Regions from separate parts of the Homo sapiens genome. Here region 1 is linked to region 2. Evidence: chromatin loops called from intact Hi-C (ENCODE). Cell type or tissue: MCF 10A. All regions are shown on one strand. Each heading gives the region's core, and the rest is flanking DNA. Links, peaks and the distances in the headings are about the cores only.

What was found. Peaks named below come from ENCODE experiments on the same cell type or tissue, not always from the same donor. Only the 100,000 strongest peaks of a DNase experiment are listed, where the experiment ranks them.
Region 1: a loop joins it to region 2, with 5 times the contacts of the local background. A loop is called at or near these places in 3 of 110 quality-filtered maps.

Annotation. Positions count from the first base shown.
Region 1 is chr9:6,662,963-6,673,114 of GRCh38, forward strand. It overlaps the pseudogene RPS3AP54 and the pseudogene RNF2P1. Among named protein-coding and RNA genes, the nearest start is that of GLDC, 22 kb to the left of the region's middle. RefSeq lists an enhancer at 2,068-2,212 and a cis regulatory region at 2,134-2,147. In MCF 10A, for the core only: a CTCF peak has its summit at 4,891 (motif pointing left); a DNase peak (open chromatin) is centred at 4,879.
Region 2 is chr9:6,050,285-6,061,353 of GRCh38, forward strand. No RefSeq gene overlaps it. Among named protein-coding and RNA genes, the nearest start is that of RANBP6, 40 kb to the left of the region's middle. In MCF 10A, for the core only: CTCF peaks have their summits at 4,434 (motif pointing left) and 5,113 (motif pointing right); DNase peaks (open chromatin) are centred at 4,397 and 5,147.

The DNA.
Region 1 (10,152 bases), core at 1,597-9,596, 610 kb after region 2:
GTGAAACCCTGTCTCTACTAAAAAAAAAAAAAAAAAAAAATTAGCTGGGTGTGCTGGCACATACCAGTTATCCCACCTACTTGGGAGGCTGAGGCAGGAGAATTGCTTGAACGCAGGAGGCAGAGGTTGCAGTGAGCCAAGGTTGCACCACTGCACTCCAACCTGGGCAAGAGAGCAAGACTCCGTCTCAAAAAAAAAAAAAAAACCAGTCAGATACAGAAAACCTCTTACACACATACCAACAAGTATGCCAAGGAGATGACTGAAAACATGACCTGAGAGGTGCAGAAAAGTGACTTGAAAAGGTGGTCAATAAATTGATTCCAGATAGCATTGGAAAAGACAAAGAAAAGGCTTACCAGTCTATTTATCCTCTGCCTGATGTCCTGATTAGAAAAGTGAAAATGCATGCGGGGCGCAGTGGCTCACACCTGTAATCCCAGCACTTTGGGAGGCTGAGACGGGCGGATTACCAGGTCAGGATTTTGAGACCAGCCTGACCAACATGGTGAAACCCCATCTCTACTAAAAATAGAAAAATTAGCTAGGTGTGATGGCACGCCTGTAATCCCAGCTACGCAGGAGGCTGAAGCAGGAGAATCGCTTGAACCCGGGAGGCGGACATTGCAGTGAGCTGAGATAGCACCAGTGCACTCCAGCCTGGGCGACAGGGCAAGACTCCATCTCAAAAGAAAAGCGGCCCAAGTTTGAATTGGGAAAATTCATTGAGCTTCATGGTCAAGGCAGTAGTTCTGGAAAAGCTCCTGGGGACAAGACAGGTGCTAAAGTTGAATGAGCTGATAGATATGAACCACCAATTCAAGTATCTGTTTAAAATTCAGACTTTTAATAGTGACAAAAAGTCCTATTTGTAAACAAACAAACAAACAAACAAAAACCAGTTACTTGGCCTGGCACGGTGGCTCACGCCTGTAATCCCAGCACTTTGGGAGGCCAAGGCAGGCAGATCACCTGAGGTCAGGAGTTCAAGACCAGCTTGGCCAAGATGGTGAAACCTCGTCTCTACTAAAAATACAAAAATTAGCCAGGCGTGGTGGCAAGCGTCTGTAGTCCCAGCTACTCAGGAGGCTGAGACAGGAGAATGCTTGAACCTGGGAGGCGGAGGTTGCAGTGAGCCAAGATAGTGCCACTGCCCTCCAGCCTGGGCAACAGAGTGAGACTCCGTCTAAAACAAAACAAAACAAAAAACAGTTACTTGATATTAGTAAAATGCAATGAAGACCCTTACTGCTACTTACAGGTGAATGATCAAAGGTCATTCCTGAGATGTGAGTCTAACAAATGGGAGGGTTTTGGCCACCATAATGGAAACAGGGCTGTCCGTGAAGAGTGGGTCCAGGGTGTAGGAAGCTGACTAGCTCCAGAAAGGTGAGCTTGGGGGTTGGTGGGAGCATCGAAGGGGAAGGACAGAGCAGGCCAGTTGCTCCTGTGTGGTGGAGGTCAGAGGTCAGGTTGAGGGATCTGAGCTCCAGAGCTATCTCCAGGGGTTGGGTGAGGGGAAGTGAGTTAGCATACAGTGTTCAAGCAGGCTGTTTGGGAAAGGATTCAACCACACAGATCCAACCAAACCTTGAGGGTCACCTATACTTGAGCGAGAGCAAAGCTCCTTAAGGAAGCAAAGAAGTCTTGAGAGAGAGGAGGCAGGGCAGCATAGAGTCCTGGAGACCAAAGAGGAGAAAATGTCATAAATGGGGTGGGGACACTGTGACCAGACAACCCGGTGAGGTCAGAGGGAAGGGAAACAGGAAAAGACTGCATGGAATGTGTGCGCAGGAGATCCCTGTGACCTCTGAGGTAACAATTAACCCCAGGTCAGCCCATTTGTGCAAGGCTACAGAGTGAATGACAAGGAAGGAATGCACCCGATTCCAATCACTGCTTATGATGGCCAGTGATTAAAGATGGGAGGAAATCCCACAGTGGCTCAAGGGAACAGGAACAAGTTTTCAGAATGGTCAGACTTTGCCCCCCTTGTGGCATTGGGCAAAACACTTAAGTGGGTCACCTCACTGAGGCCTTTCCCTTCCACATGGAGTTTCCTGGCTTTGCTGGCCATGGTGGTGTAATCCAGCACTGCCTGGACAGAGCTTTACACCAACAGGTATCAGAGTCAATTCCAAAGTTCACTCAGTGACCAGCTTGTGAAAAGAGCAAATAAACCATGGGTGTTTTATCTCAAATGCCATTATCTCTGCAAAAATGACCTCTGGAATAGCACATAGAACATCCTCTATGCATTTTAGAAAGTGAGTGCATTGGATATAAAGACACTGCAATGGCCAGGCACAGTGGCTGACACCTGTAATCCCACCACTTTAGGAGGCCGAGGTGGGTAGATCACCTGAGGTCAGGAGTTCGAGACCAGCCTGGCCAATATGGTGAAACCCCTGTCTCTACAAAAATACAAAAAATTAGCTGGGCATGATGGCGGGTGTCCTTAATCTCAGCTACTCAGGAGGCTGAGATGGGAGAATTGCTCGAAACCGGGAGGCAGAGGTTGCAGTGAGCCAAGATCGTGCCATTGCATTCCAGCCTGGGCGACACAGCAAGACTCCATCTCAAAAAAAAAAAAAAGATACTGCAAGAAGACGAACAACTCATCCATACATTTGAAAATATTGAAGCCCAGACACATACAGCCTTCACAAAAAATGAAGAGGAAAAAAAGCCAAGTAGAGTCAAGATGAAACATATGCATGGGAGAAAAGAAGTAATTTTCCTTTACTCATCTTAGGGTCTCCAGCTGAGTCCCTGTAAACTAGTCTGGCAAAAGACAGATTAGCATGAGTAAAGCAAACAGAAGTTCACTAACTTGTGCATCTTGCATGTATACGTGGAAACACCCATATGAGTAACCCCAAGGGCTGGTTAGAACTGGGACTGATATAACATCTCAGACTAAACAGAAGAAAAGGAGTTTTGGGTTTCTGGGAATGGGGAGGCAAGTAGTGGGGAGATGACCAGAGAAAGTATAGTAAACAATGCTTGTTTAGTAAGATTTGTTCTGCAGATTTGAGTCAGTGCCTTTCCAATGGACAAGATTTGTTAAGAGTCTTCCTCTGGCTGGGTGCGGTGGCTGACGCCTGTAATCCCAGCACTTTGGGAGGCTGAGGCGGGCAGATCACGAGGTCAGGAGATCGAGACCATCCTGGCTAACACAGTGAAACCCCGTCTCTACTAAAATACAAAAAATTAGCCGGGTGTGGTGGCGGGCGCCTGTAGTCCCAGCTACTCGGGAGCCTGAGACAGAAAAATGGCGTGAACCTGGGAGGTGGAGCTTGCAGTGAGCCGAGATCGCGCCACTGCACTCCAGCCTGGGTGACAGAGCAAGGCTCTGTCTCAAAAAAAAGAAAAGCAGCAGCTCCCAAGAAGAGGAACAGACTCAGTCAGTTTCCAAAGGTCACTCTTTCATGCCGGGTGCAGTGGCTCACGCCTGTAATCCTAGCATTTTGGGAGGCTGACACAGGCAGATCACCTGAGGTCAGGAGTTCGATACCAGCCTGGCCAACATGGTGAAACCCTGTCTCTACTAAAAATACAAAAATCAGCTGGGCGTCGTGGCACGCACCTGTCGTCCCAGCTACTCGGGAGGCTGGGGCAGGAAAATCGCTTGAACCTGGGAGGCAGAGGTTGCAGTGAGCCTAGATCATGCCATTGCAGTCCAGCCTGGGCAACAAGAGCAAAACTCCATCTCAAAAAAAATAATAATATTTGTAAGCCAGGCCCAGTGGCTCAAGCCTGTAATCCCAACACTTTGGGGAGGCCATAGCAGGCAGATAGGTTGAGCCCAGGAGTTTAAGACCAGTCTGGGCAACATGGCAAAACCCTGTCTCTATTAAAAAAAGAAAGAAAGAAAGAAAAAAAAAGCAGTTGTGACTAGATAGCCTTTTCTCAAAGGTGGTTGCCCAGCCTCCTGAGTAGCTGGGACTATAGGTGCTTGGCACCATGATGGCTATTTTTATTTTATTTTATTTTTATTATTATTATTGAAATGGAGTCTTGCTCTGTCGCCCAGGCTGGAGTGCTGTGGCGCAGTCTCGGCTCACTGCAACCTCCACCTCCAGGGTTCAAGTGATTCTCCTGCCTCAGCCTCCGGAGTAGGTGGGATTACAGGCGCCTGCCACCGCACCCGGCTACTTTTTCTATTTTTAGTAGAGATGGGGTTTCACCATGTTGGCCTCGGCCTCCCAAAGTGCTGAGATTACAGGCATGAGCCACTGCGCCCAGCCTTATTATTATATTATAATTATATAAATATTATATTTTAATTATATTAATGTTATATTAATATTACATTGTATTTATATATAATATAAATATTATATTTAACAATATAAAATATACATTAGGTATTTTATTATTTTATTATAAAATAAAAAATAGCCGGCATGGTGGCAGGCACCTGTAGTCCCAGCTACTCAGGAGCCTGAGGCAAGAGGATTGCTTGAGCCCAAAAGTTGGAGGCTGCAATGAGCTACAAGCACATGTCACTGCACTGCAGCATGGGTGAGAGTGAGACCTGTCTGTAACAACAAAAAAAAGTTTTATAGCTCCCCTCTATATGAGACGGGGGTTTGTGGACTGGAGTTTTGTTAATTTATTTACCTACCCTTTATTTTAACATATATAAAAGTGCTTAGAACAGTGAATGCCTAGTGCATGTAAATACTATCAACTCTTATTATTATTCCCCTCTTCTACCTAGTAGAATTCTTTTAGTTTCGCCCTTGGCAATCGCGTTCCCAAACAGTATCCCTCAATTGCTGTTCCAACTGAGGCACTCAGAAGGATAGCTTGTTTTTGTGTTTTGGGTGGAAGTGGGGAGAGGGGAGAAGCCTTTGGTCTGATACAGGAAATCCCACCTGAATGCTGCCATCTAATGGTCACATTAAAAAATTAGATGCGCCCTAACAAACTAATCTAGTGTTTTCCCTCAGCAAAGAGCATTTTTTTTTAATACTTGAAGACTGTATTTTACTACCAATTTAATTTTTCTTTCTTCAGCAAAATCTGTTCATGAACCAAGTTCTCATGGAACTTAAGATTTTGTTTGATTCTTTCCAGGACCAGAAATTCCAAAATTATGCGGGAAAAATGGAAAAAAAAAATAACACTGCATGACAATGGACACTAAGTTCATAAAGAACTTCTTTTTAAAATGAGATATTATGAAAGAAATACCATGAAAAGAATAATCCTATGAGAACTGTTTTTAAGGACAGTAAATTTGAGCCTTGGGTCTTCATGATGGTACCACAGTTTATATAGAAAACTATGAATATACAAGACTCCAGGGGAAAAAAAGTCGGAATACATAATATTTAACATTGTGTATGACTAAAAATCTTTTGAGGGGAGCGGGAAAAGGACAGCCAACTGAATCTTTAAGAATACAGAAACTATGAAAAATTCCTGGGTCAAAGGGTGCTCCAAGTGGAACCACACTTTGTGGGGGGAAAAAACCCACAAGAAACTTCAGGTATTTTTTTTAAAGAAAAGAAAACAGTACTGAATAATTGCAGTCCCTTCCAAAAAGGAAATCTTAAGTTAAGGGGAAAAGATTTGAATAGCGTAAACGAGTCTGGCTCAGAAAGAAAACTGAACAACATATCCAAGATCTGTCCATAAAAGTAATGCCAGTCATCTTTATTTTTATTTATTTATTTATTTATTTATTTTGAGACGGAGTCTCGCTCTGTCACCCAGGCTGGAGTGCAGTAGCGCGATCTCAGCTCACTGCAAGCTCCGCCTCCCGTGTTCACGCCATTCTCCTGCCTCAGCCTCCCGAGTAGCTGGGACTACAGGTGCCTGCCAATGTGCCCGGCTAATTTTTTGTATTTTTAGTAGAGACGGGGTTTCACGGTGGTCTCGATCTCTTGACCTTGTGATCCGCCCGCCTCGGCCTCCCAAAGTGCTGGGATTACAGGCGTGAGCCACCGCGCCCGGCTGGTACATCTTTAATATTAAAGAAATGCACTATAAAAAAGTTCAGTCTCAGAATTGGTTTTTAAAAGCTCATTTGTGCTCCCTTGTATGTGCATAGTAAAGTTCCATGGGTTTGTTCACTTTCTAGTATTTCTCACTGACCAATTCCAAAGAAAAAGAGCAATTTAATACAGTGAACTGGCCACTGGCTGTTGCTATATAAGTGGTATACTGCTTCTCACTGGCTGTATCAAGGCTCATCTGGTTTGATTCACCTTTGCTTCGAAGTTCTTCTAAAGCTAACCTCACAGCCAGATACTTGGATAAGTAATCAACAGTGGTGTTACCAGAAGTCTTTATGTATCTTGTCTGTGCACTGTCATCTTTTTCCATAAGTGTGGGATGAGGCCTGAATATAATTCGATTTCACTAGCGCCATCCATTACTGGATCAATTTCCATTGCTGCATTGTTATTATCAAGCTCAAGCCCAGAATCATCAGTTGTTTTGGTTCATTTGTTACTAGGGCCTGCTTCATGATTGCTATGTGTGGAGGCATTACTACCGTGTGAACTGTCACCGTTATCTTCTGCTCCACTACCATTTTCAATCTATTGTTTCTTGCCTCGCTGCAGTTATCTTCAGTCCTTCTTCAATGCTGTGACTGAGTGCTTGCTGATTATTGTGCTTGCTGATCCTGACTAATACTCTCTCTTGATGAGCTTCATATTCATCACGACTTGGATAAATTTTGCTGATGAGTGCATCAAACTTTGGGTCTGGCCTTGGTGATCTTTTGGAAACTAGTTTTTTCCAACAGGTAAGACATTCTTTGTTGCCACTTCTAAGGGCTATGATGTTGCAGTCTGCACAGAAACGATGTAAAGACTCCTTTGTAGTCATGGTGTTCTTCAACATATCCAAACAAATTGGGCACATTAAATCACTGTGCAGACTTCGAGGTGAAACCACAATTTCTAAGCCATCTGTTATTGCCTTCTGTAAGAGAGTCACTGAGGTGTTCATTGTAACTCATATAAACTGAGTTCCCATGTTTTGCTTAATGGTTGAGTTCCTTTTGTCTGCACAGCCTGAGACATTGAGGCTCCCACCCCAGCCAGGGGCTCACTGGCCATGCAGGAGCGAGACTCGGGTAATCGGCTGCCGCGGCAGCTGGCACCGCCTTACAATATAGCGAGCCGCAAAGAGCATTTTAACACAAGCCTCCAGGGTTCCCGGACACCCCACTCTGTCCCCACGGATACCAAAATCTGCGCGTATCCGCGCATGTTCAAGTCCCTAATATATTCTGGTGCATATACTATGGTGTCAAATTTGTATGTAACCTATGTACATCCTTCCAAATATTCTAAATCTCTAGGTTATTTATAATACCTTAATACAATGTAAGTGCTATTTAAATGGTTGTTATACTGTGTTTTTTATTTGTATAATTTTTATTGTTGTATTATTGCTTTTTATTATTTGTTTTTTTCTGAACATTTTTGATCTGCAGTTGGTTGGATCTAGGATGTAAACTGCAAGTGTGGCAGGCCGACTGCACTGTTTTGTTACTAGAGGGAGTGAGAACACACCTGTGGACTTGAGCACCTTCCATTCACCAGTTGCTCCATGGGCATACTCTAATTCAGGTCTCCCCACAACCCTCTGAGTTAATATTTCTCTCCCCATTTTAAAGATGAGAAAATAAAGCCTAGACAGTTTAACTTGGCTTCTGTTTTGAAACTAGCTGAGAGATGAATTAGGCTTTGATCCATGTCTATCAGCTTCAACCTTCATGCTTTTTCTTCTGTACCCCAGTGCCTGTTAAATTTTGGAAATCCCAGAAACAGCCCACAAACTTGGGTTAATCTTAGAGATTTTGACAATGTCCTTTGAGAACCAGTGCACTACAGAAACACAAAACCCTTTGCATATTGTCATTGAATAAATTGTACCATTGAGACCTGAACCAAGAGTTTTAGATATGTAAGTTAGAAACAGTAGATACTAGGTGTAGTCGGTGCAAAAGTAATTGTGGTTTTTGACATTGAAAGTAGTGGCAGCTGGGTGCAGTGGCTCACGCCTGTAATCCCAGCACTTTGGGAGGCCGAGGTGGGCGGATCATCTGAGGTCGAGTTCGAGACCAGCCTGACCAACATGGAGAAACCCCCTCTCTACTAAAAATACAAAATTAGCTGGGCGTGGTGGCAGATGCCTGTAATCCCATCTACACGGGAGGCTGAGGCAGGAGAATCACTTGAACCAGGGAGGCAGCGGTTGCAGTGAGCGGAGATCGCACCACTGCACTCCAGCCTGACAACAGAGCGCGACTTTGTCTCAAAAAAAAAAAAATTTTAGCCAGGCGTGGTGGCAGGCGCCTATAATTCCAGCTACTTGGGAGGCTGAGGCAGGAGAATCTCTCGAACCCGGGAGACTGAGGTTATAGTGAGCTGAGATTGCACCACTGCACTCCAGCCTGGGTGACAAGAGCAAAACTCCATCTCAAAACAAAAACAAAAACAAACAAACAAAAAAATCTAATTTTAAAATAAGCTTGCTCTCAATGGTATTTTTTTTAAGTGGTAAAGAAAAGGAAACTAAAAAAATAACAAAAATCTCGAAGCTCCAGTCAATCTAAAGTCCAATAACCTCTCTCTCTGTTTTTTTTTTTTTTTTTGAAACAGGGCTTTGCTTTGTTGCCCAGGCTGGAGTACAGCAATGCAATTCTGGCTCACCACAACCTCTGCCTCCAGGGCTCAAGCAACCCTCCTACCTCAGTCTCTGGAGTAGCTGGGACTACAGGCACACACCACCACACCTGGATAATTTTTGTTTTTGAGACGGAGTCTCACTCTGTCGTCCAGGCTGGAGTGCAGTGGTGCGATCTTGGCTCACCTCTGCCTCCCAAGTTCTGCCTCAGCCTCCAGAGTAGCTGGGATTACAGGCATGCACCATTACGCCTGGCTAATTTTTGTATTTTGAGTAGAGATGGGGTTTCACCATGTTGGCCAGGTTGGTCTTGAACTCCTGAGCTCAAGTGATCTGCCCACCTTGGCCTCCCAAAGTGCTAGGATTACAGGCGTGAGCCACCACTCTGGGCCATATGTTATCATCTTTTATTTAACCAGACTCAATATGGACATGTAGTTTATTTCAGATTTTTACCAATACAAGATAATGCAGGAATAAACAGCTGCATACATAAACCTAACACATATTTCTGTGTTCACATTCAGAGAAAAACAGCAGTGAAACAAAAAGTGGCTTTAATCAAAACGGTCTTGAAGAAAACCAAGCATACAGGAAAAGACTTAAGAGAAAAATAACAAATAATCAAGCAGACTAAGCAGGGCCAGACTTAGGTGGTGGGAGGTGGAGTTTGCAGTGAGCCAATATCACGCCACTGCACTCCAGCCTGAGTGACAGAGCGAGACTCTGTGTCAGAAAAAAAAGTAGACTAAGCAGTAAAGTTGCCCAATAATTAATCCTCTTGCCCTAAATGTTCCAATTAAAGTTACATTGACAGAAATTGTTTTCTCAGAGACTGGGCTCTGGCTCTTCCTGTGTGCCATCATGGCAAAGTTGGAAGGAATCAGGATGTAATACAAGAATGGCAAGCTCTCTTACTCTGTTTTGTGTTGTTATAACAGAATGCCACCGACTGGTAATTTATTTTAAAAAGAAATTTATTTATCACAGTTCTGGAGGCTGGAAAGTTTAATATCAAGGTGCCAGAATTTCGTGAGGGCCTTGTTGGATGGGCAAGAGATGGGAAGAGGAAGCGGTCTCAACTCTTTCTTTTTTTTTTTTGAGATGGAGTGTCTCTCTGTTGCCCAGGCTGGAGTGCAGAGGCACAATCTCGGCTCACTGCAACCTCTTCTTCCCGAGTTCAAGCAATTCTCCTGTCTCAGCCTCCCTAGTAGCTGGGACTACAGGCACATGCCACCATGCCTGGCTCTTTTGTATCTTCAGTAGAGACAGAGGTTTCACCATATTGGTCAGGCTGGTCTCGATCTCATGACCTCAGGTGATCCACCCGCCTCAGCCTCCCAAAGTACTGGGATTATAGGCATGAGCCACTGCGCCCAGCCCCAACTCATTTTTTTTTATCAGAAACCCACCTCCATGATAACTAACCCACTCCAGAGATAATGGCATCAATCCATTCATGAGAGTACAGCCCTCATGACATAATCACCTCTT
Region 2 (11,069 bases), core at 1,663-9,662:
TCTCCTGATTAAAAAAGTAATACAGGCTGGGTGTGGTGGCTCACACCTGTAATCCCAGCACTTTGGGAGGCTGAGGTGGGAGGATCACTTGAAGCCAGGAGTTTGAGACCAGCCTGAACAACATACTAAGACTCTGTCTCTACAAAAAAGTTTCTTAAAAAATAACTGGGCATGGGCATGGTGGCACATGCCTGTAATTCTAGCTACATGGGAGGTTGATGCAGAAGGATCACTTGAGCCCAGGAATTTGAGGTTGCAGTGAGCTGTGATTGCACCGCTGCACTCCAGCCTGGGCAACAGAATGAGAGCCCCCAATTCTAACAAATGTAATATATATATCTTTGGAGTCAAAATGAATTTAATTTGATTAAATGCAAATGTAATCCTTCTGATTTATCCTTGTTTTTGGTCTAAGGTTTATTCCTGTTATAGTAACACAATGCCTCATATAACAGGCATGTCTTAGTCTGTTTTTGGTTGCTGTAACAGAATACCTGAGACTGGATAATCTATAAAGAAAAGAGGTTTGCAGTCAGAATGGCTATAATTAAAAAGTCAAAAAATACCGGGTGCTGCAAAGGGGAAAAAGGAATGCTTATACACTGTTGGTGGGAGGGTAAATTAGTTCAACCATTGTGGAAAGCAGTGTGGTGATTCCTCAAATTGCTAAAAACAGAACTACTGTTCAACCCAGCAATCCCATAACTGGGCATATACCCAAAGGAATATAAATCATTCTATCATAAAGGCACATGCACGTATATGTTCACTGCACCACTATTCACAATAGTGAATACATGGAATCAACCTAAATGTCCATCAATAATAGACTGGATAAAGAAAATGTGATATATATATGTATATATATACCATGGAATACTAGGCAGCCATAAAAAAGAATGAGATCATATCCTTTGCAGGATCATGGATGGAGCTGGAGGCCATTATCCTTAGCAAACTAATACAGGAACAGAAAACCAAATATCGCATATTCTCACTTATAAGTGGGAGCTAAATATTGAGAACACATGCACACATAGAGGGAAACAACATATGCTGGGGCCTACTGGAGGGTGGAGTGTGGGAGAAGGGAGAGGATCAGAAAAAATAACTAGTGGGTACTAGGCTTAATACCTGGGTGACAAAATAATCTGTACAACAAACCCCCATGACATGAGGTTACCTATATGACAAACCTGCACCTGTACCCCTTAACTTAATAAAAAGGAAGAATAATAAGAAGAAAGAGGAAGAAAGAGGAGGAAGAAGAAGAGGAGGAGGAGAGGAAGAAGAAGAGGAGGAGGAAGAGGAAAAGGAGGAGGAGGAAGAGGAGGAGGAGGAGAAAAGAGATGTGTTTTGGCTCATGTTTCTGGAAGCTGGGAAGTCTGAGATTGAAGAGCTGTGTCTGTTGAGGGCCTCATGGTGCTTCTTAACATGGTGGAAAAACAAGAGACCACATGACAAGAAAAGAAGCAAGAGTGAAACAAGAAAGCGGAACTCACCTTTATAATAACCCACTCTTGTGATAATAACGCTCCCTCCCATGAGAACTAACTCACTCTTGTGAGAATGGCATTAATCCCTTCATGAGAGTGGAACCCCTATGACTTAAACACCTCTTATGGACCCTACCACCTTTTAACACCATTACTTTAGGAATCAAATTTCAACATGTGCTTTGGAGGGAACAAACCACATCTAAACCATAGCAAAGCACTAAACAACAACAACAACAACAATGTTAGTTCCTTTTTTTCTAATCATACATCAGTTAAGCACACACATGTATATACATACTTGTCTAAAAAATATGAGGAAAAATTCTTAGGAAGTTCTGTGATTCCATTGTGAGTTTATACTGGTGTCATGTCAGCATTTGGCTCTGAATTTTCAAGAAACTGACCCGGGATCTCTTTGCTTCCTAAAATAGTTGTTTTGGGATCTGGCATGTATCTCCATTCATTATTCTGCAAAGAATCCCTGTAAAGATGGCTCCATTTAGAGCACAGCTCCTCAAACTTTAATGTGCACACAAACCACTCAAACTGATGCTCATCTACCATCTCTGCTTTGTGTTTCCCCTTGGCACTTATCTTCTAACATACTACGTATATAACCTACTCATCCTGTTTATTGTTTGCCTCCTCCACTAGAATGTAGACTTAATGAAGGCTGACATTTTGTCTGTGTCTCTGGTGACTCGCTCAAAGTAAGCACTCAGTGTCAGCACTCCAATACATATTTGTGGAATAAATGAATAAATACATAAATTCATCAAAGTAAGTTGCATTTGAAAGTATAATGAGTATTTGCTAGATATTAAGCATTGTGGGAGGTAGTTTGTGGAATCCCAAGACAAAATAACACTGGAAATACTTGGAGTCTGAAAACATGCTCAGACTAGATGCCTCTGCTATGTGACCTCTCCTGGCTCTCAGTGAATTTAAACAGGCTTGGTGCTATCAGTCATGCTCTTACATCATGAGAGCAGCTTACCTAGAAGCTTTGTACTCTTATACCTGAAATAAGGTCAGCTGAGGAGGGTAAGGTTTTACTAGTACTGTTTTAAATTTTAGGAAAAAAAAGTAAGCTCTCAATTCAGCCTTTCTTATTATAAATAAATCCAATCCCTGCCCCCCGCCCCCCCCCCCCCACAAAAAAAACACTGGGCAAAAACCAAAAACAAAACACTGGGCCCCTCCCTTCAGGAGTTGACAGGTTAGTGGGGAAGACAGACATGTATAAATAAATGTAATAAAGACAGAATTATCAAAACTCTGGTACAGATAGAAGCCGAATACTGTAAGAGCCCAAGGAATCAAGTCTGAATTGTGACTTGGGACAGCAAGGGGGTACTACATGAAGGTGGAAACATTTGAGCGATGGTAGAATTTTTACCGATGGGGATGAGGAAGAAATTTCACGGAAAGGGAACAACTGGAGCAGAGGCCTGGGGACATAAATATATTCTTAATGTTTTATTCAAGGGATAATAATCTCTATTGTAAATGACCTGTGGAGCACTGTGTGGACAATAAGTGAGAAAAGGTTAACTGGGACCTGATAGTATAGAAACATGAAAATCAGTCTTTCATATTAGGGTCTTCTACTGTAGCCACATATGAAAAAAAATACTTGCTCAGGCCCTGCATGAATTATGCATGTGTATTTGAAAAGCTCCCTAGGTGGTCCTGGTGGGAGCTAAGATGATGACTTAAAAGATGATGTGGAAGGCAGTGTGAGAAGTGAGATGACTGGAGGAGGGAGGAACTGGAGGCAAGGGATCTGGGTGGAAGATTTGCAAAACCAGGGGAGAGTTTGTGGAGAAAGAAGACAAATCCAGTTCAAGTTATTGGAGAGATTGGCAGCACTCTTATCTGCTAAATATTGAGGGTAACTCAAGATCCATAGGCTAGAAGCTAGGTTCAGTGATCCTTCCTCTTGCATTTCTGGCTCCATGAATTTCTCCTTTCTTTATTGGGAACATGTAACACAGATTCTAACTGGTCTTGGTATGTAGTATAACATAGTAATTAAGAAGCATGATATAAGGTCAAAGGACTTACCTTGCTCCATGACCTTGGGTAAGTCCTTACAGTTTCTAAGCCTCAATTTTCTCATCTGAAAAAAGGAAAAAATAAATATATTGAGAGGATTGAACATGCAAATACTTGGTTGAGTACCTAGCTGTGATAATCAAAGTTATGTATGCTCTGCTGCAGTAAGCATTAATCCCCAAATGCCTGTGGTTTTAGATGAGATTTATTTTTGAATCATGTTACTTGTCCACTGTGGATCAGCAGGGGGACTCTGCCCATTGTAGTTACTCAGGGACCCAGGCTGACAGAGTAGCTACCATCTTGAATATTGTTAGTACTTATGTCAAGGGGAAAGAGAACTCTGGAGGGTCTGGCACCAACAATTCAATGCTTGGTGCAGAACAGATACATGTCTGTAATCCCAGTATTCCGGAAGGCCTAAGCGGGAGGATTGCTTGAGGCCAGGAGTTCAAGATTAGCCTTGGAAACATAGTGAGACCCTGTCTCTACAAAGTTTAAAAAAGAAGAAGGAGGAGAAGAAGAGGGAGGAGAAGGAGGAGAAAAGAGATACATACCATCCCTGCTGACAACTTATTGGATATTGGCCAGGGCCAATCATATGGTCCTACCCACTACAGGAGGATTAAGAAGTGCAGTCCTACCATGTACTCAGTAGATGGGGGAGCCTGAAATATCTGGTAAGGCTTTATTACTACTATTTACTTATAAACTAAGATCTGCAATGTTAACTATCTTCCTTCCTGCACCTTGAGTCCTCTCCTTCCTGCCTCTTCCTTGAGTTCCCATTCCAGGGGGCCGCCGTCCAATAGCTCCTCTCACCTAACTGGCAACAGAGTCCTCACAGTGCCCTCTAGTGGCACCTAGAGCTACTTCATTAGCCCTTGGAGGGAACTTAATTCTGAGGCATCTGGAGCAAATTTACCCAGCAGGGCTGAATAACATTAATTGTCGAGTTTGCTTTACTTTGTAAGCCTCATAAAAGCATTCAGGATAAGCCCTTATGCCTTGAGACTACCCTTTCAGGAGCACTCTGTGGAATCTATCCTTCCTTTTTGGCAAGAATATCTAAACTTCAATAATTTAAAGGACCTAGATACAAAACCCAACATGTTTTCACTGTGTAGATGCTTTCTATTTTATAAACTCCCCTACTGTCTCCAACAACCTTTCCTTTCTCATAAACCATATAAATACTTATAGAGATAGAGCCAAAACCATTATGTAATTCCTGAAAGCCTATCTGCAAACTCAACTAGAATAATGATCCTTAATTATGAGAACAGAGAGGAGTTGCTTCTGAAGGAACCAAAATGTCATGTTCCCAGTCTTGTATTATGGCTTCCTAACTAGATTCCATGGACACCTGACCACAACAGTATTTTCATATAATTGATTTCCTTTGTAATTCCATGTATTGTATTTTATACATTTAAAAACTTTAATATGAGAAGAGGCCCAAAACTTCACCAGTCCGCTAGAGTCACTTGGCATCTTAAAGTTGTAAGATGGAAGTTGTATTTGCCAGTGTGAGGAAACATTTTAAATCTTGCCACAGGGTGGTGCTATTGCTTTAAGGGTAAGAAAGAGTAAGTCAGCAGGTTGAACAAGAATCTGTTACCTCCAAGAAGATTGAGAAACAGAGTGGTGATGTGGTCACAGAAACTTCGCAATAGTCTTAGTCTTAAGTGGTAGTTCCAAATTCCTAGCAGATAAAATGCAAATCCATTAACTAAGAAATTTTGGTCTAGTATATAAGATGTGGTTGGTAATGGGTTTTCCTATTTTAAAGTAGTATATAATACAAAAATTATATACCCCTCAATGTTCTGAGGAGCTATTAGCCAACCAATTACCTAAACATTCATTCTACACAAGATTAAAGATTTTCTTCAACACACAGGTGGGTGACTGTGGTATTGTTTCTCTCAACCGTGTTGTCAGAGTTTTATTTTTCCTGTTGGCTCCATTCTGGGTTTTTGTACGTAGACATCATACTTCACATATACTGAATTCCAGCAAGGTGTAATCATGATGAGATGCACACGGCAAGTTCAAAAGTAGAAGACACAACTCCTGAATAGGAACTGATAAATCAAATGATGAAAATTGCACAAAGAACCCAAGGAACAAACATAAAACAGAGTTGGTTATACTGGCAAAAGCAACATATACTTACAGATAAGACAACTTACTTCAAAACAATCTGGGGGAGAAGGTATAGTCAAAATAAGATGATTATGTGATAATTGTTAAAGCAGGGAGATAGGTAATTTGGAGTTCCTTATATAATCTTTTTTTATACATTTGAAGTTTTTCATTACAATAATTAACATATCCATAAAATAATATAATGTTAAAGGGTTGAATTTTTGGTGATCAATGAGTATATACCAAGCCCTTATTGGAAGGGAAGGAAGGATGAACACTGATGCAGAAGAGGTTGTAAGTCACAGAAAATGGATAAACTTCAGGAAGGTGTGATACTGAGTTGTGGTACTCAATCCCTATTTAGATTAAATTTTTTTTTTTTTGAGAAAAAGGTTTTGTAACTTTTTTCTTTTTTCTTTTTTAAATTATACTTAAAGTTCTAGGGCACATGTGCACAATGTGCAGGTTGTTACATATGTATACATGTGCCATGTTGGTGTGCTGCACCCATTAACTCGTCATTTACATTAGGTATATATCTCCTAATGCTATCCCTCCCCCCTCCCCCCACCCCACGACAGGTCCCAGTGTGTGATGTTCCCCACCCTGTGAACAAGTGTTCTCACTGTTCAATTCCCACTTATGAGTGGGAACATGTGGTGTTTGGTTTTCTGTCCTTGCAATAGTTTGCTCAGAATGGTGATTTCCAGCTTCATCCATGTCCCTGCAAAGGACACGAACTCATCCTTTTTTATGGCTGCATAGTATTCCATGGTGTATATGTGCCACATTTTCTTAATCCAGTCTATCATTGATGGGCATTTGGGTTGGTTCCAAGTCTTTGCTATTGTGACTAGTGCCACAATAAACATATGTGTGCATGTGTCTTTATAGCAGCATGATTTATAATCCTTTGGGTATATATCCAGTAACGGGATGGCTGGGTCAAATGGTATTTCTAGTTCTAGATCCTTATGGAATCGCCACACTGTCTTCCACAATGGTCGAATTAGTTTACAGTCCCACCAACAGTGTAAAAGTGTTCCTATTTCTCCACATCCTCTCCAGCACCTGTTGTTTCCTGACTTTTTAATGATCGCCATTCTAACTGAGATGGTATCTCATTGTGGTTTTGATTTGCATTTTTCTGATGGCCAGTGATGATGAGCATTTTTTCTTTTTTTCTTTATACCAATGAAAAGAAAAGTCTTATTTTTTTAGGTAAATTAGGTACAATAAAGGATCAGTATTACAAGCTTCTACAATGCTTGAAACACATCAAAATGTCCTTTATACATTTACATCTTTGTCTTTTTCCTCATTTTCCTAATTAAGCCATTAATTTTCTCAGTATTGCACGCAAACAGGATAAATAAATCAGTATCCAATTTTTTTCCTAAATTGCTGGTTTTCCTTTAGCATTATTTTCTATTCATTTTCCCTGTATTTGTCTTACCCTTCAGGAATATTACTTATTTAAAAGAACATTGAAGGCTAGTTTATGATGCTTACCATAATGTGTAACAATATTTATTTATTTATTATTTATTTATTTTTTATTTATTTTATTTTATTTTATTATTATTATACTTTAAGTTTTAGGGTACATGTGCACAATGTGCAGGTTAGTTACATATGTATACATGTGCCATGCTGGTGTGCTGCACCCATTAACTCATCATTTAGCATTAGGTATATCTCCTAATGCTATCCCTCCCCCCTCCCCCCACCCCGCAACAGTCCCCAGAGTGTGATGTTCCCCTTCCTGTGTCCATGTGTTCTCATTGTTCAATTCCCACCTATGAGTGAGAATATGCGGTGTTTGGTTTTTTGTTCTTGCGATAGTTTACTGAGAATGATGATTTCCAGTTTCATCCATGTCCCTACAAAGGACATGAACTCATCGTTTTTTATGGCTGCATAGTATTCCATGGTGTATATGTGCCACATTTTCTTAATCCAGTCTATCATTGTTGCACATTTGGGTTGGTTCCAAGTCTTTGCTATTGTGAATAGTGCCGCAATAAACATAAGTGTGCATGTGTCTTTATAGCAGCATGATTTATAGTCCTTTGGGTATATACCCAGAAATGGGATGACTGGGTCAAATGGTATTTCTAGTTCTAGATCCCTGAGGAATTGCCACACTGACTTCCACAATGGTTGAACTAGTTTACAGTCCCACCAACAGTATAAAAGTGTTCCTATTTCTCCACATCCTCTCCAGCACCTGTTGTTTCCTGACTTTTTAATGATTGCCATTCTAACAGGTGTGAGATGGTATCTCATTGTGGTTTTGATTTGCATTTCTCTGATGGCCAGTGATGGTGAGCATTTTTTCATGTGTTTTTTGGCTGCATAAATGTCTTCTTTTGAGAAGTGTCTGTTCATGTCCTTTACCCATTTTTTGATGGGGTTGTTTGTTTTTCATGTGTCTCTTGGCTGCATAAAAGTCTTCTTTTGAGAAGTGTCTGTTCATATCCTTTGCCCACTTTTTGATGGGGTTGTTTGATTTTTTCTTGTAAATTTGTTTAAGTTCTTTGTAGATTCTGGATATTAGCCGTTTGTCAGATGAGTAGATTGCAAAAACTTTCTCCCATTCTGTAGGTTGCCTGTTCACTCTGATGGTAGTTTCTTTTGTTGTGCAGAAGCTCTTCAGTTGAATTAGATCCCATTTGTCAATTTTGGCTTTTGTTGCCATTGCTTTTGGTGTTTTAGTCATGAAGTCCTCGCCCATGCCTATGTCCTGAATGGTATTGCCTAGGTTTTCTTCTAGGGTTTTTATGGTTTTAGGTCTAACATTTAAGTCTTTAATCCATCTTGAATTAATTTTTGTATAAGATGTAAGGAAGGGGTCCCATTTCAGTTTTCTACATATGGCTATCCAGTTTTCCCAGCACCATTTGTTAAATAGGGAATCATATCCCCATTTCTTGTTTTTGTCAGGTTTGTCAAAGATCAGATGGTTGTAGATGTGTGGTATTATTTCTGAGGGCTCTGTTCTGTTCCATTGGTCTATATGTCTGTTTTGGTACCAGTACCATGCTGTTTTGGTTACTGTAGCCTTGTAGTATAGTTTGAAGTCAGGTAGCGTGATGCCTCCAGCTTTGTTCTTTTGGCTTAGGATTGTCTTCGAAATGCAGGCTGTTTTTTGGTTCCATATGAAATTGAAAGTAGTTTTTTCCAATTTTGTGAAGAAAGTCATTGGTAGTTTGATGGGGATGGCATTGAATCTATAAATTACTTTTGGCAGTATGGCCATTTTCAGGATATTGATTCTTCCTATCCATGAACATGGAATGTTCTTCCATTTGTTTGTGTCCTCTTTTATTTCGTTGAGCAGTGTTTTCTAGTTCTTGAAGAGGTCCTTCACATCCCTTGTAAGTTGGATTCCTAGGTATTTTATTCTCTTTGAAGCAATTGTGAATGAGAGTTCACTCATGATTTGGCTCTCTGTTTGTCTGTTATTGGTGTAGAGGAATGCTTGTGATTTTTGCACATTGATTTTATATCCTGAGACTTTGCTGAAGTTGCTTATCAGCTTAAGGAGATTTTGGGCTGAGATGATGGGGTTTTCTAAATATACAATCATGTCATCTGCAAACAGGGACAATTTGACTTCCTCTTTTCCTAATTGAATACCCTTTATTTCTTTCTCCTGCCTGATTGCCCTGGCCAGAACTTCCAACACTATGTTGAATAGGAGTGGTGAGAGAGGGCATTCCTGTCTTGTGCCAGTTTTCAAAGGGAATGCTTCCAGTTTTTGTCCATTCAGTATGATATTGGCTGTGGGTTTGTCATAACTAGCTCTTATTATTTTGAGATACGTCCCATCAATATCTAGTTTATTGAGAGTTTTTAGCATGAAGGGCTGTTGAATTTTGTCAAAGGTCTTTTCTGCATCTATTGAGATAATCTTGTGGTTTTTGTCTTTGGTTCTGTTTATATGATGGATTACGTTTATTGATTTGTGTATGTTGAACGAGCCTTGCATCCCAGGGATGAAGCCGACTTGATCATGGTGGATAAGCTTTTTGATGTGCTGCTGTATTCGGTTTGCCAGTATTTTATTGAGGATTTTTGCATTGATGTTCATCAGGGATATTGGTCTAAAATTCTCTTTTTTTGTTGTGTCCCTACCAGGCTTTGGTATCAGGATGATGCTGGCCTCATAAAATGAGTTAGGGAGGATTCCCTCTTTTTCTATTGATTGGAATAGTTTCAGAAAGAATGTTACCAGCTCTTCTTTGTACCTCTGGTAGAATTCTGCTGTGAATCCATCTGGTCCTGGACTTTTTTTGGTTGGTAGGCTATTAATTATTGCCTCAATTTCAGAACCTGTTATTGGTCTATTCAGGGATTCAACTTCTTCCTGCTTTAGTCTTGGGAGGGTGTATGTGTCCAGGAATTTATCCATTTCCTCTAGATTTTCTGGTTTATTTGTGTAGAGGTGTTTATAGTATTTTCTGATGGTAGTTTGTATTTCTGTGGGATCAGTGGTGATATCCCCTTTAACATTTTTTATTGTGTCTATTTGATTCTTCTCTCTTTTCTTCTTTATTAGTCTTGCTACCAGTCTATCAATTTTGTTTATCTTTTCAAAAAACCAGCTCCTGGATTCATTGATTTTTTGAAGGGTTTTTTGTGTCTCTATCTCCTTCAGTTCTGCTCTGATCTTAGTTATTTCTTGCCTTCTGCTAGCTTTTGAATGTGTTTGCTCTTGTTTCTCTAGTTCTTTTAATTGTGATGTGAGGATGTCAATTTTAGATCTTTCTTGCTTTCTCTTGTGGGCATTTAGTGCTATAAATTTCCCTCTACACACTGCTTTAAATGTGTCCTAGAGATTCTGGTATGTTGTGTCTTTGTTCTCATTGGTTTAAAGAACATCTTTATTTCTGCCTTCATCTCGTTATGTAGCCAGTAGTCATTTAGGAGCAGGTTGTTCAGTTTCCATGTAGTTGAGTGGTTTTGAGTGAGTTTCTTAATCTTGAGTTCTAGCTTGATTGCACTGTGGTCTGAGAGACAGTTTGTTATAATTTCTGTTGTTTTGCATTTGCTGAGGAGTGCTTTACTTCCAACTATGTGGTCAATTTTGGAATAAGTGTGATGTGATACTGAGAAGAATGTATATTCTGTTGATATGGGGTGGCGAGTTCTGTAGATGTCTATTAGGTCCACTTGGTGCAGAGCTGAGTTCAATTCCTGGATACCCTTGTTAACTTTCTGTCTCGTTGATCTGTCTAATGTTGACAGTGGGGTGTTAAAGTCTCCCATTATTATTGTGTGGGAGTCTAAGTCTCTTTGTAGGTCTCTAAGGACTTGCTTTATGAATCTGGGTGCTCCTGTATTGGGTGCATATAT